Regions from separate parts of the Homo sapiens genome. Here all the other regions are linked to region 2. A link is a contact called in ENCODE Hi-C or POLR2A ChIA-PET data. All regions are on one chromosome and are shown on one strand. The core of a region is the stretch at or near the end of the contact, and the rest is flanking DNA. Distances in the headings are between cores, read along the strand shown.

Evidence for each region. Hi-C counts contacts between places; a loop is a spot of excess contacts on that map. ChIA-PET counts read pairs that join two places held with the same protein, here RNA polymerase II (POLR2A). Pooled maps may share reads with other maps.
Region 1: a loop to region 2 is called in a pooled map, with 4 times the contacts of the local background. The contact joins the promoter of NKX1-1 here to the enhancer-like site in region 2. A Hi-C loop is called at or near these places in 4 of 50 pooled maps. POLR2A ChIA-PET finds 5 or more read pairs at or near these places in 2 of 52 experiments (activated T-cell and endothelial cell of umbilical vein).
Region 3: a loop to region 2 is called in a pooled map, with 2.7 times the contacts of the local background. The contact joins two enhancer-like sites. A Hi-C loop is called at or near these places in 7 of 50 pooled maps. POLR2A ChIA-PET finds 5 or more read pairs at or near these places in 2 of 52 experiments (A549 and WTC11).

Annotation. Positions count from the first base shown.
Region 1 is chr4:1,405,182-1,407,888 of GRCh38, forward strand. NKX1-1 (NK1 homeobox 1) reads right to left here and starts at 1,261. Exons shown (of 2, transcript NM_001290079.1): 1 at 799-1,261. The coding sequence starts at 1,261. RefSeq lists an enhancer at 622-1,212.
Region 2 is chr4:1,512,126-1,514,856 of GRCh38, forward strand. No RefSeq gene overlaps it. Among named protein-coding and RNA genes, the nearest start is that of NKX1-1, 110 kb to the left of the region's middle. RefSeq lists an enhancer at 1-580. Within about 2 kb of position 1,251, at least 3 of the 41 ENCODE cell types and tissues checked have a DNase peak (open chromatin) inside an H3K27ac peak, as active enhancers do.
Region 3 is chr4:1,577,934-1,580,633 of GRCh38, forward strand. It overlaps a transcript of FAM53A not described here. Among named protein-coding and RNA genes, the nearest start is that of FAM53A, 110 kb to the right of the region's middle. RefSeq lists enhancers at 1-74, 75-947 and silencers at 1,329-1,608, 2,406-2,465, 2,646-2,700. Within about 2 kb of position 1,423, at least 31 of the 41 ENCODE cell types and tissues checked have a DNase peak (open chromatin) inside an H3K27ac peak, as active enhancers do.

The DNA.
Region 1 (2,707 bases), core at 11-2,510, 110 kb before region 2:
GGCCCAGCCCGGTCCGCCCCGCGCTGTCCTCCCTGTGCTTCAGTAGGGCCGGAAAGTTGGAGGGAGGAGGAGGGGACACAAAAAGCAATCAGGAGCAGGTCGAATGCAATTCGCGATCAATAGCGGCCCCTAATAAGTGTAATAGGTTTTAATCGAGTAATTATCCGAATTTTGACCCTATAATTTAGATGTTCGGGGGGAGTTTGCAAGGTGCTTGAAAGAGATATGCACGCGCCGTAATGGGATATCGACCCGACCGGGGGCGCGGGCCGCCCCATTACCGGCCGCTTTCCGCCGCTAAGCACATTTCCCCTTAACTGTAATCGAAGGGATTTAATTGTTTTTCCAGCGATAACCAGCGTTTTGTCACAATTAGTCTGATTTGTCCAAAAAAAAAGAGAGAGAGGGAGAAAGGAGGGAGGGAGGGAGGCCTCGGGCGGGCACAGTGGGGGCGGGGAGGTCACGGGCCAGCCACCGCGAGCGGCCCCTCGCCTCCTGCACCAACTACCCTTCTAGGCCGGAGACGCGCGGAGGCGAACCCTGGACCGGCCTCACAGCCCTGCAGCCCCTGGGCCTGACCCGGCTAAGCTTCTCCAGAGGAGCCTGGCGATGCAGGCCCTGCAGTCCGGGTCGGATGGAGGCCACGGGTGGGCTGGTGCGGACCCGGCGCTCAGCGAACTTTCCACGGAGCCTCGGCGTGGGCCAGACCCAACTCGCCACGGTGTCCCAGGGTCGTAAACGCATAGAAGCCTCCGGTCCCCCGTCCCTGCGACCTGGTGCCGGGCGCATCCTACTCACTCGGCGGCTCAGCTCCGGCGGCTCCGACTCCCCCGGCGCCGGCGAGGGCGCGGCGCTCCAGCTCCTCCGCGCGTGGCGGGCGTCCCGAGGCGGCGGGTGCAGGGGCGCATGGGGCCGAAGCGCAAGGGGCGCACGCAGCGGGAGCCACTGGGCCCAGCAGCACGCAACGACGCCTCCTGCTGTTGAACTTGTTGGGGTCCAGGATGTCCAGTACCGAGAAGGAGGTGGGGCGCAGGGGCGCTGCGGGCCGGGCCGCTCCAGCCCCCTCGGGCGCCGCAGGCACAGTGTCGCTGGCCGCGAGCGGCGGGGCTCCAGCGCGGGGAAAGGCCGGCAGCTCGGCGCGCCCGTCCATAGCTTCCTGGGCAGCGGCGGCGGGAGCGGGCGGTGCGGGCCCCGAACCTGGCTGGGGAGGCGGCGGTAGCGCGGGAATGTCCCCAGGAGCCTCGGGGCCGCTAGCGCTCATGCCGGCCTCCCGCCGCTCCGGCGGCTCGGGCCCCGCCACCTACTGGGCTCCCATCCCTGGCGGCCCCCGCACCTCCACACGACCCCGCGCAGGCGGCCGCTGCTCCGCTCGCTCTCGGCGCCGCGCCCTGCGCTTGGCCGGTGCTGCCTTCGCCGCCGCCTTAGGCGCCCGCGGCGCCCGGTCCGCGCATTTATGGCAGCCCCGCCGGAGGCGCCCACGCGCCCACACGCCGAACACACGTGCGCCCGCAGGCGGCCGCGGGGCTCCGCCGCCCTCGTTAGCGCGCGCGCCTAATTGGCTGCGAACGGTCCCGGGCCGAGGAGGCGGACCCCGCACAGGACACACGGACGGAGCCGCCGGGCGGGACGAACAGACACGCAGCCCGGAGCCCAGAGCGGTCCGCAGGCGGCTGTGGTGGTCAGCGGCGCGTCGCTGCGCCTCCGCTCGTCCGGAAACGGCGCGCCAGCCTCCTTGGCTAAGGGGGAGGAGACAGCCCCGGCTTTTAAATAATTGCGGGATCAATCTGCGGCGGGGCCGCAGCGACCCCAGGGCGCGCGGGCCAGCGAGCGCCAAGAGTTGGCTGGGACATCCCGGCGCAGGATGCGGTGACTGGCCTGGCCTCTCCTCCGGGCCCCCAGCGCGCAGGGCCCTGAGCTCCGAAGGCTCCCACAGCTCTGGCGCCCCTCGGCAGTTGGGGTGGGGATGGGGGGAGAGGTTCTCACGCGCGATTCTCCGAGTCTCCGCCGGGTCTGCAGCCCCCTCCCGCGCGTTCCGTGGGTCTCGGTCCCGCCTCTCTCACTTGCTCCCGCTTGGGGTCTCCTTTTGCGTCTCCAGGGTCTCTCTTGCTCAGGGTCTGTGCCCCTCCATCCCTTCCCACGCCCGCCCCTTTCACGTCGTCAAATTAGGGCCCGACCTGGAGTGCCAGCAGAGGGGCGGAGCCGGCGGTCCCCGGGCCGCTCATTAGAAGTGGAATCGAAAATGAGAGACTGCTTGTCCCTCTTAACCCGCCCCCAAAAGGGGGACCGACAAATTGCACACACAGCAGGCGGCCTACATAAAATCGATCCTCTTCAAGTAAGGAGAAAATGTGTGTTTCTTCCAAAAAGAATACGACAAATGCCCCCTTCTCCACATCTGGATAAATAGGAAGCCCCGCGGCCTGAGTCTTTATTTGGGTACGTTTTATCTACAGCGGCGGTGTTTGCAGGACAGGGCCCTGCGGCCCGCGGCCCTCGGCCCTCGAGGATTGGGCCTGGCGTCCGGAGTCCCAGTGCGGGATCGTGGTAGCTCCCCGGCGGGTCGCTCCTCTCCCTCCTCCTCCTGCCCACGCAGCGAGCAGCCAGACGCAGGTGGACCCTGGTGGGCGCCGGCAGTGCGAGCGCGCGCGCTTCTTCAGGGTGTGAGCGCGCGGGCGCGTGCACCGGCGGGTGTGCGCGCCGCCTTACA
Region 2 (2,731 bases), core at 1-2,500:
GGTAGCGGGACAGGGGAGGGTGGGTGCTTTGCAATTTAATAGGGTGCCAGCACCCAAGGCCTCCCGAAACTCTCCTTTCCAGGGCAGAGACCGTGGCTCCAGCCCACACAGGCCCCGAGGGAGTTCTGGGCGCAGCCCTCCCATCCACGCCCCTGCAGGGCAGCCAGCCACCTGCCAAAGTGGGGCTTCGCCCACCCTCAGGGCCTGATTTATAAGGTGTCTTGCTGCTGGTCATTTGCTTTCTCCAAAGCCTACAGAAATCTAATTGCTGTTTGAAGAAAAAAAAAATGCCCTAAATAAAGCAGTTAATTGCAAGCAGCAGCTCCTTTAGGCGCAGCCTTGCGGTCCTGGAGCTGCCGGCCATGGACCCCGAGCGGGGCGCCGGGGTGGGGCCTGGGCCGCAGACAGATCGGGGATCGGGCCGGGGGCAGCTGGGGTGGGCTCAGCAGAGCAGTCCCTGGCCCCGCGGTTAATTGAAATAACCGGGTCAATACACGGCCGCCGGGACCCAGCCCCATTTGATCTCTCTCCTGGGCAGATTAATTAAGTGTTATCAATTAGCGGCCCTGGGTAAAGGGCCACACTGTCAGGCCTGATGGGGACCGAGCGCGCCACAGGTCCGGGCCGATGTCCGTGGGGGCGACAGGCCTGCCAGGCGGGCTTCAGCGGGGAAGCCAGGGGTCAGGGACCAGGTCCCTGGGGCAGCGCCAGTGCGGGCAGTCCCCGAGCCTTGGACAGCCCAGCACGGGTCCAGCCCCGGCCCCAGCACGGCTCCTGCACCGCCCCAGGACGTCCCCTGCATAGCCCAGGACAGCCCAACGCCGCCCAGCAGGGCCCCAGGACAGCTCCAGGACGGCCCCAGCATAGCCCAGCACGGCCCCAGCCCGGCCCCCGCACCCCCTCCCCCCGACCCGCCCAGCACCGCCCAGGAGGGTCCCAGCACCGCCCAGGAGGGTCCCAGCACCGCCCAGGAGGGTCCCAGCACCGCCCCAGGAGGGTCCCAGCACGGCCGCAGGGCACGCGGCGCTGTGGAGCGCATGAGCGGGGTGCGCCCTAGGGTGCGGCCCGCGCTGGCAGCCCCAGCCCGACTGCCGACCGCCGCTGCCGTAGAAACTGGGCCCATCCGCGGTGCCGGTGCAAGGTGCGGCCGTGGGGAGGCGGCGGGGCCGGGCCGCCGGGAGCTGGGAGCCGCGGCCACATCGGTGGAGCAGGGCGAGGCGCCACCTGGCGGCGGGCCCTCCCCTCCCGTGCGCGGCGCCGGAGCCGCTGGGGCCCCTTCCCGCTGCCGCAGCCCGCCTGGAGGTCCCCGCCCTCCAAGTCCCTGCCCGCCAGCCTCTTCTCCCATCATGGCGCCGTCGCCTGCAGCCTCTCTGGACACTGAACGTCATGTTCAGCCTGGACACTCACAAATGGTCTGGCTCCCCACACCCCAGGCTGCCCACACAGGCACCCCTGCTGACCCCGGCAGGGCCCGGGCTTCCGGCCTTCTTTATAGGACCAGAACAGCGAGGGGGACTGAGGAGTGAGGGCTGCCTGAGCCCGGCCTTCTTTATAGGACCAGAACATGGAGGGGGTCTGGGGAGTGAGGGCTGCCTGAGCCGGGTCTCTGGAAAGCAGTCCTTGAGGCTCAAGGGTGAGGCTGGGAGGAAGCTCTTCCCTCATCACCCCACCCTTCCTACCTCTCTTTGCTGGTCCCAGCTGGGTGGCCATACTCTTCCATCTTGGACTAAAGAGCCCTCCAGGGAACATGGGCCAGCACACGCCTGTCCTGAGCCTTGGAGCAGCTGGAGTTCGACAGACTTGGCCTCAGCTCGGTTTTTGCCATGTCTGCTGGGTGGCCGTAAGGAAGTTGCTCCAGCTCTGAGTCCCAGTTTCCTCCTCTTGCATGACTGTTCTGATTATTAAGAGACCAGATGTGAAAAGAGCTGTGGACCAGGAAGAAAGGAGATGATGATTATGGCAATGGCTATGGTGGAGGTGATGAGGATGATGGTGGTGGTGATGGTGATGATGGTGATGCTGGTGGTGATGATGATGGTTGATGATGATGGTGATGGTGATGATGGTTATGGCTGATGGTGATGGTCATGATGGTGATGGTGGTGATGGTGATGATGGTGATATGGTAATGGTCATGATGGTTATGGTGGTGATGATGGTGATAGTGACAATGATGATGGAGGTGACGTTGGTAATGATGGTGGTAGTGATGGTAGTGATGATGGTGATGGTGGTTGATGGTGATGGCAGTTGATGGTGATGGTCATGATGGTGATGGTGGTGATGGTGATGATGGTGATATGGTAATGGTCATGACGGTTATGGTGGTGATGATAGTGATAGTGACAATGATGATGGAGGTGATGTTGGTAATGATGGTGGTAGTGATGGTAGTGATGGTGGTGGTGGTTGGTGGTGATAGTGGTGATGGTGATGATGGTGATGGTGGTGACACTGAGGTGATGGTGGTGGTAGTGGTCATGATGGTGGTGGTGATGGTGGTGATGATGGTAATGGTAGTCATGGTGATGGTGATGGTGATGGTGGTGATGATAAAGGTAGTGGTGATGGTGGTGGTGATGACAATGATGGTGATGGTGATGATAGTGGTGATGGTGGTAATAGTGATGACGATGGTGGTGGTGATGATGGTAACAATGGTGATGGTGGAGATGGTGATGGTGGTGATGGGGATGATAGTGGTAGTGACGATGGTGGTGGTGATGATGAT
Region 3 (2,700 bases), core at 173-2,672, 66 kb after region 2:
GGTGCAGGTGGGGGGCTGTGGGGGTGCTGCCCGGGGATGCTCTGGGGGTTCTCCCCATGCCCTTGACCTGGCTGCCCTTGCAGGCCGGGGTGAGCAGCCACAGCACGATTCCTGCCTGCGATTCCTGCCTGCCCTGAGCGCCTTCCCCTGCCACGACCTTCAGGCGCCTGGGAAGGTCTGCAGTCCTGGCTGTCAACACCCCCAGGCCCCCCCCAAGCCTGGACACGGCCCCCAGACCGGCACGATGTCCAGGCTAGGTTTTGTTTTGTGCCAGTCTATTGAAATCGCTATTCCCTGCCTATTAATTCTCCTAATTAGAATTAAATGAAGCATGCTAAATTGCTAGATTAACCAATAATTAAGCAGCCACTGCACTAAAACTGAACACCCCGGGTGGCCTGCACCCCGTCTGCGTGCAAGTGCCAGGGGCGGGCGTGCCAGGCAGGAGGGGCCGACCAGCCTTGGGGACAGCGGTGCGTGCGCTAGTGCCCGCACCCGGTGTGTAGAAGGGCGCGAGCGTTGGCGTGAGAGCCGGTGTGGCCTGGAAGCTCTGCAGGAACGTGTGGGGGTAGGAGGTGAGGGGACCCTCAGTTACGGGGAGAGGGCATCACACGGGCCTTGCTGGGGGCAGAAGATTTGTCGTGAGCGCGACAGACCCACTAGACTCTGCAGGTCCCCATGGGAAGCGCCCTGCCCTCCACGCCCACCTACGAGGTCGCGACCCCCCTACCCCGAACCGCCCTCTGCAGACAACGAGGCTCGGAGGAGGCAAGCAGCGAACCAAAGCTCCCACCGTCACCAGGGAAGGGAGGGGAGGGCAGGGCAGGGAAGGGGCGGAGGAGGGGAGAGAAGAGGGGGAGAGGAGAGAAGAGGGGGAGGGGAGAGAAGAGGGGGAGGGGAGAGAAGAGGGGGAGGGGAGAGAAGAGGGGGAGGGGAGAGAAGAGGGGGAGGGGAGAGAAGAGGGGGAGGGGAGAGAAGAGGGGGAGGGGAGAGAAGAGGGGGAGGAGAGGGGTCGCCTCTCGAGGCAGAGCAGGCGGGAAAGGGCGCGGCCCGGCTGCGACACCCCTAGGCCCCCCACCCCCGCAGGCGCAGAGCCGGGGCGCTCCCCCCATTGCACCGCCCGCCCTCCAGGCCGGAATCGAGGTCCCCTTCCCAGCGCTGCTGGACGCCCCTCCCGAGCGCTCCCGAATCCGACCAGCCCGGAGGCGGCTGCGCCTCCAGGGGCTCCCGTCAGGCCCCTGCCCCCCCTGCCCTCCCTGCCCTGGCGCGCCCCCGCCCCTAGCCGCCATCCCCGCCCGAGGGTCCCAGCCAGAGCCCCGGCCCCCGGCCCCGCCCGCGCCTGCTGGGCGCCCCCTGGTGGCCTCGGCTGGGCCCTGCCGCTGCGCCCACGGCCCTCGTGGGAGGCCCCTCCCTACCCCGGCCGCCCTCGGGCCCCCACGGTCTACTACCCCATGGGGACCGGCATGTCAAGCCCCTGCGTGGGCGCCTGCGCCACCCCCCCGCCCTCCGCACTCGCCCCCTTGTCCCAGCCCCGCGTCCTGGGGAGGAGGCTTGGGCCGCAGCCCAGCACCCAGAAGTGCAACGCGCACGGGTGGGGCCAGGCTCGAGTCAGCCGGTGACGCAGCCTCTGTGTGACCAGGGCGGATGGCCCGACCTCTCTGAGCCCCCGTTTCCCCGCCTGTAAAAGGGGGTGGGGCTGCCTCCCAGCGCCGCTGCGAGGCGTGAGTGAGTTACGACTCAGAACGCCCAGGTCCGAGGTGAGCACACGCGACACCCGCGAGCCACGGCCACGCGTGTCCCCAGGGCGCCTCCCGCCACGGGCTGGCCAGGAGTGTCCGCGCTGTGGGGATACGAAGGGGCGCGGCCCCAGCGCTGCGGGGCCCGCAGGGAGGGCGCAGGGGCCGAGCATCCGCCCCGGGGCATCCACCCATCAGGCCTCGCCGTAAACTTCCTCCTAACAGCCGCTCCTGCAGCCGGAAGATATTGACTCGAAGGAGAAACAATGGCAGGAATAAAATAAAAATAAAAAAGTTAATTATCCTTTGTGTTTGTAATTTAATTAAAGATGCAGTAAAGTTTTACTGTTTTTCCAGGTGATGATGTTTAGAGCCCCGAGAAGCTATTTGTGCTGGTGAGATTAAAGTGCATTTTAAAATGTTCCTCCAGTACTTTCACATTTGTTGATAGATTTTTAAATTAAACTTTAAATTGTAATCTAAATTACCTCCAACAATTCATGGTCCCTGTAATGAACTCCCACCGTTCCCGCTGTCATCCGTCGATGATGGAGTGCGAGCCGGGAGCTGCAGCCCCGCGGCCGCCGAACCAACCGCGGAGGCCAGGCAGCCTCGCCCCAGGGACCCCGCCCACGGCGCCCTACACCGGCGGCCAGTCAGGGAGGCCAACGCCGCGAGACGGAAGCAGCCATACCCCGCGGGCCACCAGTGTGGCCAGAAAAGATCTGCAGGGATGTGAGGGCAGCTCAGAGCTGAGATCTAAGGCTGGGGCAGAACCGGACGGCGCAACAAGCTAGGGAGAAAGCATCCCCGGCGCGGGGTGCACGGAGCCCCAGACCCCACCCGCCTCCCGCCCGGACCCCGCCTCCACTCAGGGAGCCGGGCCCCACCTCCCGCCCTAGGCCCCGCCTCCTACCTCGGGCCCCACCTCCCGCCTAGGCCCTGCCTCCTGCCCAGGCCCTGC